Regions from separate parts of the Homo sapiens genome. Here region 1 is linked to region 2. Evidence: chromatin contacts called from ENCODE Hi-C or POLR2A ChIA-PET data. All regions are on one chromosome and are shown on one strand. The core of a region is the stretch at or near the end of the contact, and the rest is flanking DNA. Distances in the headings are between cores, read along the strand shown.

Evidence for each region. Hi-C counts contacts between places; a loop is a spot of excess contacts on that map. ChIA-PET counts read pairs that join two places held with the same protein, here RNA polymerase II (POLR2A). Pooled maps may share reads with other maps.
Region 1: a pooled map shows a loop between it and region 2 (4-fold over the local background). The contact joins the enhancer-like site here to the promoter of ARHGAP31 in region 2. A Hi-C loop is called at or near these places in 3 of 50 pooled maps. POLR2A ChIA-PET finds 5 or more read pairs at or near these places in 2 of 52 experiments (activated T-cell and activated naive CD4-positive, alpha-beta T cell).

What each region holds. Positions count from the first base shown.
Region 1 is chr3:119,934,726-119,939,117 of GRCh38, reverse strand. The region is part of intron 3 of GSK3B (glycogen synthase kinase 3 beta); the gene reads left to right. Among named protein-coding and RNA genes, the nearest start is that of MIR6529, 150 kb to the left of the region's middle. RefSeq lists an enhancer at 1,538-1,637. Within about 2 kb of position 1,722, at least 2 of the 41 ENCODE cell types and tissues checked have a DNase peak (open chromatin) inside an H3K27ac peak, as active enhancers do.
Region 2 is chr3:119,292,914-119,297,106 of GRCh38, reverse strand. It overlaps ARHGAP31 (Rho GTPase activating protein 31), which reads right to left and starts at 2,724. Exons shown (of 12, transcript NM_020754.4): 1 at 2,103-2,724. The coding sequence starts at 2,202. RefSeq lists a silencer at 2,292-2,411 and an enhancer at 3,252-3,301.

The DNA of each region.
Region 1 (4,392 bases), core at 473-2,972, 640 kb before region 2:
CATCTGATATCTCACTATTTTCTCTCCCCCCAGCCCCCCTTTTAGCCCCAAAAGCTTCTCTCTCCTTGGAATATCTTGCACATACCTCTTTCATGACATTTTTCTTGTATTTTAATTATTTTTTTTTTAACTAGATCTTTTTACTAGGTTGTGTAATTCTCAGCAGCATGGTGAGATTTTATTAATTTTGTTTCTTTAATGCTTAGCCCAGTGCCTGAGACAATGTGAAGTTGGCTATGTAGATTTATTGAAAGCCTTCTAGATAGTCGTAGAAAACTGAGAGCTAAAATAGGCTCAGCCCAGATATTAACTTTTGTTTTTTGAAGTATATTAAGATTTATTATAGGTATTACAATAACTATTTCTATAGATTGTGTTATTGTAAAGGAATTATTTTCTTAATTTTACTTTTGGGATATTCATTGCTGAATATCAATATATAATTGTATAGAATTCAAGAGCATTAATTACGTATATGATATAATGCAGCTATCACTGTTATTTTTAAAACATTTTCCGTTTTATCACGAAATGGAATTGGAGTTTATCAGATGCCCTTTTGGTGATAATTGAAATGATCGTGTGGGGTTTTTTCCATCATTTTATTAACATGATATATTACATTGATTTTCTTATGTTGAACCACTGTTGTATTCCTGAGATAAAGGATTATACCCCAATCTTGGTCATGGGGTATAATCCTTTTAATATGCTATTAGATTTCATATTCTAGTATTTTCATGAGGATTTTTGCGTTTATATTTATAAGGGATATTGGTTGGTAATTTTTCTTTTTTGTGATGTGTTTATCTGGCTTTGGTATAGGGTAATGCTTGCCTTGTAGAATGAGGTAAGAAGTGCTCCTTCCTTTTCTATTTTTTTTAGAAGAGTCTTAGAAAGATTATTGTTAATTTCTTCTTTAGTAAACTGGCAGAAGTTACCACTGAAATCATCAGGTCCTGGACTTTACTTTGTTGGGAGGTTTTTTTCTTTATTACTAATTAAATCTCTACTTGTGTGTATGTTTGTTAAGATCGTCTGTTTCATTTTGAGTCAGTTTGATAATCTGTGTATTTGTAGGAATTTGCCCATTTCATCCAGGTTGTCTAATATGTTAACATACGATTATTTGTAGTATGCTGTTTTCATCCTTTTTGTCTCTGTGAGGTTAGTAGTAATGGCCCCACTTTCATTTCTGATTTTAATTCTTTTTCTTTTTATTTGTCAGTCTATCCCTACATCTAAACTCTTTTAAGGGTTTGTCAGTTTTGTTGATTGAAAAGAAAAAAAACTTTTAGTTTTGTTGATTCTGTTTTTTTTCTGTTCTCTGTTTTATTCATCTCTATTCATATATTTCTTATTTCCTTCCTTCTGTTAGCTTTGGGTTCAGTTTCTTCTTTGTAGTTCTCCGGTTGTAGAGTTAGATTAATGATTTGAGATCTTCTTTCTTAATGTAAGCATTTACAGCTGTAAATTTCCTTCTGAGCACTGTCTTTGCTGCATCCCGTAAGTCTTGGTATTATGTCTTAACTATGTAAAAATTTTTCTTGTTTAAGAGTATTATCTTAGTCAGTTTAGTGCTGCTATAAAGGAATACCTGAGGCCAAGTAATTTGTAAAGGAAAGAGGTTTATGTGGCTCACAATTCTGCTAGCTAGAAAGTGAAAGTCTCAGGCTGCCTCCACTTGTGGTGGAAGGTGAAGGGGAGCCAACATATGCAGTGGTTACGTGGCCAGATAGCAGAGAGGTGTCAGGCTCTTTTTACCAACCAGTTGTAGTGGGAGGGAACTCATAGAATGAGAACACATTCATTACCAAGAGGAAGGCACAATTCCATTCATGAGGGATCCACCTCTGTGGTCCAAATACCTTCCATTAGACCCCATCTCCAACACTGAGGATCAAGTTTTACCATGAGGTTTAGGGGGACAAACAGTCCAAACTATAGCAAGTGTGTTGTCTGTTATCTTCTTTAAACCATTGGTTGTCTACAGTGAATTGTTCAATTTCCACACATTTGTGAATTTTCTGGTTTCCCTTCATTACTAATTTTTAGTTTCATTTCATTGTGGTCAGAAAAGATATTTCATATGATTTCAGTCTTTTAAAATTTATTAACATTGTTTTGTGGCCTAATATATGGTCTATCCTGCATAGACCTATGCTCAGGTGCAAAATAATGTGTTCTCTGCTATTTGGGGGTGGCTGTATTCTGTATATGTATGTTGGGTCCAGTTGGTTTTTAGTGTTGTTCAAGTTATCTGTTTCCTTATTGATCTGTCTTGATGTTCTGTTCATTATTGAGAGTGGTATATTGAAGTCTCCAACTATTGTACAGCTGCCCATTTCTCCCTTCTATTCTGTTAGTCTTTGTTTCATGTATTGGGGGCTGTGTTGATTGGTGCATTTGTGTATATAATTGTTATAGCTCCTTGATGACTTGATTTTTTTAATCAACATACGATACCCAAGGCTAGGTGCATTGGCTCACACCTGTAATCCCAGCACTTTGGGAGGCCAAGGCAGGTGGATCACCTGAGGTCAGGAGTTCGAGACCAGCCTGGCCAACATGGCAAAACCCCATCTCTACTAAAAAATACAAAAATTAGCCAGGTATGGTGGTGTGCGCCTGTAATCCCAGCTACTCAGGAGGCCGAGGCAGGAGAATCACTTGAACCTGGGAGGCAGAGGTTGAAGTGAGCTGAGATCCTACCACTGCACTCCAGCCTGGGTGACAGAGCGAGACTTTGTCTCAAAAAAAAAATATATATATATATATATTTTTTATATATATTTATATTTTTATATATATTTATGTTATTTATATATATAACCTGAAGCCTTTTATTTTTTTCTTCTGGACACCGTTCTGGCTAGAGTCTCTAGTACAGAAGAGATAAATGCAGATAAATGCTTACTAGAAGAGATAAATGCAGACATTCTTGTTCTTGCTCCTGATTTTAGTGGCAAAGCATTCAGTCTTTCATCTTCAAGTGTGATGTTAGTCTTGGGTTTTTCATAGATATAGTGTTATCAGTTGAGGAAGTTCTCTTCTATTTCCAGCTTGTTGAAGCATTTTTATGAAAGGGTGTTGGATTTTGGCAAGTGCTTTTTCTCTATTGATTATGTGGTTTTTGTTTTTATTAAAATGGTGTTTTATATAAGTTGATTTTTGAATGTTAAACCTACCTTACATTTCTGAGATTAATCTCACTTGGGTCATAGTGTGTAATCATTTTTATATGTTGCTAAACAGTACTTTGTTAAGAGTTTTTGCATCTATATTCATAAGGGATATCGATCAGTAGTTTTATTTTGTTTTTGTTTTCCTTGTCATGTCTTTGGTTTTAGTATTGGGTAATACTGGCTTCATAGAATGACATTGAGAAGTATTCCCTCTGCTTCTGTTTTTTGAAAGAGTCTGTGAAGAATTGGTTTTAATACCAATTAATAGGAACTATTTAGATAAACAGTGTAGAACTGATGTATGCCAAGGAGTACAGAGTATTTTAAAGACTTGGTGATGTTTAATAGCACAGTGTGTGTAGAGGAGATACAAGTAGTTTGAAATTGCTGGTATATAAAGTTGGGGTAGTGGGGATTGTAGTGGAGATGAGGCTAGGAAAGTAAAAGTGGGTTCATATATGATTAGGTCAAGGTCAGCCTCCTAGTATAAAAATAATTTTGTTGTCGTTGTTCTTTTTCAATTAGATGAAAACCCCAAATTACAGAAATGGTACCTTGATCAGGTTGACAATATGCAATTCTCCCCTCTTTTCCTCTCTCTTTATCTTACTATATTATGAAAATTACTGATAGAAGTGAATTTTATTCAGTGAAATAAAGTGATTACCTATCTAAGTTCGCTTGGTCTATCTTCCTTAAAGTTTTATGTTGATGTCTTATTAAAGTGGTTTATTGATTATCTGGATGAAACTTGACTGATGAAATGCTAACATTTTCAATGGAGTATGACCTAGGAAGTGAATATATAAGTAATAATAAAGCTCTTGAGTTTGAATTATCAGGACCTCCTCATAAAGTATAAATGTTACTGACAGCAAATGAGGTGGTAATTATCATCTGCTCAAAAATAATCTAGGAGTTTCTTTTGAATATCAGTTGTCATCTGTTTTTATGTTATTTTAATATTTCAGCAAAACTAAAATGTTATTACATGCATACTATATAAAAAATTGAAGTAATACAGAATGGAGTAAATTAAAATGAAATATTTTTTACCCTAATCCCTAAATTCCCTAATCCCACTCTTAACAGATATAAATTTCTTATATGCATGTATGAGCACATATATTATATGTAAATTAGTAATAACATATGTATTTTGGAACATGTTCCCTTTTTACCAACAATACAGTAATAGGGCTTTTAT
Region 2 (4,193 bases), core at 1,475-3,974:
CGTGTAGCACAATAACAGTGTGTGGATCATTAAGTGGGTCAGTTGCGTTTCCTTTCAAAGCTGAACTCTCATCAGGTATGTTCAGTCTTCAAAGTTTGCTGATCCTGTAGCAGGGCTGTCTGCTTTCAATTTAGGGGGAAAATATCATTAGAAGAGAATGTTGGCTTAGACACAGAAGCCAGGGAGGGCAGAGGAACCTAACAGGCCAGGGAGGGCCCTCCGATCCTTCATGATTAGCTGTACAACCTCAGGCAGGCCAATTTACCCCTCTGGGCTTCTTTTCCCCCTCCCCAGGGTGGGGAACCCGGGGTACTGGTTTGCCATTCTTTTAAGCAGTAGTCTCTGTTTTTTTTTGTCTAAATGAAACATATGCAGAAGCCCAAAATATAAAGCAGGTGAAAGAACAGCTGCCTAAAGCTGCCTTTGACATATCTTCATAGAACCCTGGGGTTCTGGCTCATCCTATAATCTATTAGTTTGTAAGAACGAACAGGGCTGGCAAGCACCCCTATGCAACTCTCACAGATTTGAGGGAGGGGCCAGAATAACACCCGCATGGTGAAAGGTGGCATCCCAGGAGCATTCCTAGTGTACCTGGAGGTTAACTTGAAGGCCCCTGCAAAAATAGGTGAAGAGGAACCTTTCATTGTAAACTTCTGACGATAGTGGTTAAGAGGCATACTTGGAGTTTTCTCACACTCAAAAAAACTCAAACCAAGTGATTTTTATCTCAAATCTACCTCTCCAGATGGTTGGTGAGGATTCAATGAAGTGTTAAGTTATGCATCAATTTCAAAAGAGTCAGTTTTGAAACCTGTGGTTCTCCAAGCTCTAAAATCCTAAGCTATTTGTCCTAATGACACAGCAGACTGAACTCTAGAATACCACAGGAATATCACACCACTGCAAATTACTAGGTGGTGCTGAGTCTCCCAAAACACAGAAGTGAAACAAAAGCATTGCACTGTTTTTGAAATGCATATTCGATATGGACTAATCAAATAGGTTTTGAGATTATTTTCCTGGAGGCAGAATTATTCCGCACGGTTACACAGCCCTTAGTTTTCCCCTTTGTTGTATCTATCTATGTATAAACACATGGCCTATATAGTAGGCTATTTTCCTCTCGCTGAAGCTTCTGAAGACAAGGCCTTTTTGTCAAGGGTAAGTGCAAAACCAGTCAACCTTACAAAAGGAGTCATTTAATGCTCAATTTTCCAACTTTCCTATGATTAAACACTTCTAAGCTCAAACGCTGTTATTGTAATCTAGATGGTGTTTTCTTTCCCCCTTCCCCAACAAATGTTTAAATTGTCTCCGCTGGATTCCCCCATCCCCAACTCCCCCCTACCCCCATCTGACCTTGAAAACAGAGAAGTTTTCCTTTTCTCTACTTACCCTAAACTATTTAAAAATGGAGGCCCTCTGACCTTTTTACAACACTCTTCTTGTCTGACACACCAAATGTTAATCTGAAAGCCAAGAGGAGGGAAAAGGTCTTGCAGGGCGGGGAGGGGGTTGTGGAAAGGGGGTGGAGGTACTATATATTTGGCATCAGCTCAGAAATTCAGAAATGTTTGTGCAACCACTCCCCCAGCCAGGATCCTCCCCCACCCCCCACCCGCAACTGCCTTCTAACACATTAATAAAAAAAGATGTGAGCAGACGAAATTGGAGAGCCCAGGAGGGACAGCTAAGGCGGTCATGATTTTGTACCCAGGCAAGACCACTGATCACCATCCCACATGTCCACCCCTCCTCCCTCCCTTCCAACGTGCCAAGTTTAGGATTGGGACCTCTGCAGCTTCCACCCCCATCCCCTGAGGTGGCCCGGTAAACTTGCGGCAGTACCACCCATTAACAGCTTGTGTGAGGCAAACGGAAGGACTGACACAGCAGCCTCTGCGCGTCGGGACAGCAGCGCTGTGCACCTTAAGAATCGTTTATGTTCTTTAAAAAAAAAAAAGAAAAAAAAGTGCAATGAGCGCACAGGCCTGGAATACATTAACTTGTGAACCGACTCTATCACAACTCGAGAGAGTCCGTCTCTCCCTCAAACAAAAAGAAGGTGGGGGCGGGGGAGAAAGGCCAAGGCACATTACCATCCTGTCCCGAGCTTTCCAGATACTCCGTCAGGTCACAGCCAAACGCGCTGGCGGCTCCCTTTCGTTTCAGCTTCTGCTTAGCACCCTTGTTCTTCATGAGTTAGTCCCAAAGAGGCTGCCCCTCCGTCTCTGCCGCCCCTCTGCTTGGCACCGCTGTAAGATGGGCTCCCGGGCTAGATCACCGGCTGCCCCGCGGCTCTGGGGGGCCGCATCGGAAGATGGAAGAACTTGGGCTGGGGGCCCTGCGCATGGACCCCGCGGGCCGCGGGCCGGCAGAGCCTGAGATCCACCCCGCGCCGCTCCGGGGCCGCCGTGCCGAGGCCGTGCAGACTGGCAGCCGCGGGCCGGCTCGCCTGGGAGTGTCACTTCCTCACTTGGAGTCCTAGGGACTTTCACAGGCTCCTGCGGTGTCTTCGGGTGTTTCTCCTCAGCTTAAGAGGGAGGGCAAGCTCTCCCCACCCCTTACTAAGTGCCCCGGAGACGACGCGGACGCGGGGCGAGGAGACTGCCCAGGGGGCTGCGGTGGGTCCTGCGCCCTGGGCCCGCTGTCTCGCCTTCAGACGACTTTGGTAGAGCGAAAAACAAGCATCCTGTCGCTGCTGCCCGCCCTCACGCCTTCCTTTTTTTCCTGTCTTACAAATCCTAGGATCATCCAGCTCAGGAAATGCTGGAAGGAAGTTAGCTAGGGAGGGGGGCGGTGGGTGGAAATTTTTGGCAGCTCGGTGCTTGTGAGTGTGTGGAGCTAGAGGAAGTAGGTGGGTGGGTTGAGGAGCACGGGGTTGGGGTAGAGAACGCGTTCTCCCGAGAGCAGTTCTGCGACTCCAGAGATAACTGGGCAGCCCCGGAGGAAATCGCGCTCTTCTCGCAGGACCCGCAGCCGCAGCCGCCGCTTCCTGCCCCGCCGAGCCGGCTCTTTGAAGTGGCGGGAGGAGGTGCGCTGGCATTCTGCGGGGACCGTGCTGGTTGGGACTTTCAGAACCCTCTGCCCTGGTTTTATCCTCATTGTCATCGTATCTTTGACACTTTCTATTTCGGTGCCCGCCTGTCTGCTACGCAAATACTTAAAGAGTAATGACAGAGACAAACAGGGGACTCCAGCGGAGAAACCTGACAGGCAGTGGCTTCACGCCGGCCACTCCCATCCCAACCTCCTCTGCAGCGTTCGTGCACCCCCACCTCAGCTCACTCCCCTCCCACTCTGGGGTAAAGATACCCCTGGGCAAAGAGAGGCTGCAGCTTTGTAACCACTGCCCAGGAAATCAGATTTCTGGTTACATATTCAAGACACACACACACACTACTGCAAAGTTTTCTAAATGGAAGTGATTTGGGGGGGACAAACCAGGATTTAAGATGCCTCTGACACATGAAATGTGAAGAAAGCAGTCTCCCAGGTTCTTTCATAATTTGTTTCAAGTTGTTTCAAGAGGGCATGTTTTTTTCTTCTCCAGTTAGATTTTAAATTCTTTAACTTCTGTGTACTCAGCACACAGAAAGCACTCAAATTCTTGTGATTTAACCATTTGAGGATTAGATGAAACTTCCTGTATAAATTCAAATCCATATACAGGCTTGAAGGATAGGGGCATATGTCATACAGCTCAGATTGCTGGCAAAGCTGCATCCGTAGCATTTTAGGTACTGAATCCCTTTACAGTCACTGTCTCTCTATGTAACCTTAACAGTCTATGAACTTTGACCCTTGACATTTTCTCTATGTCAGAGGTCACAACTTGATAGCCACCCTGCCAGATCTGGCCCATAGATGTACTTGGCTGGCAGACACCATGCTTTAACACGTTTTAAAATTAGTAGCTAGCATTAAAAAGTTAAGAGATTTCACATAAAATCTGAATTTCTGGCTTCTCTTGAAAAAATGGAAGATCTAGTTACACCACAAGTGCATTCCCATATGGCAAGGACGGCTGATGCTGAGTTGTGGCAGGCCCCTTGGAGGCACCCTCTTTAGAGAGACGACTCTTGCAGTTTTGCAGACCCCACGGCCTGTCTTCCCCCTTTTGCACCTGCCTGGCCTCTGCTGCCACTTGAGTTTGCAGCCCAACCTCTATGAATTGTCTTTCCTGTTTT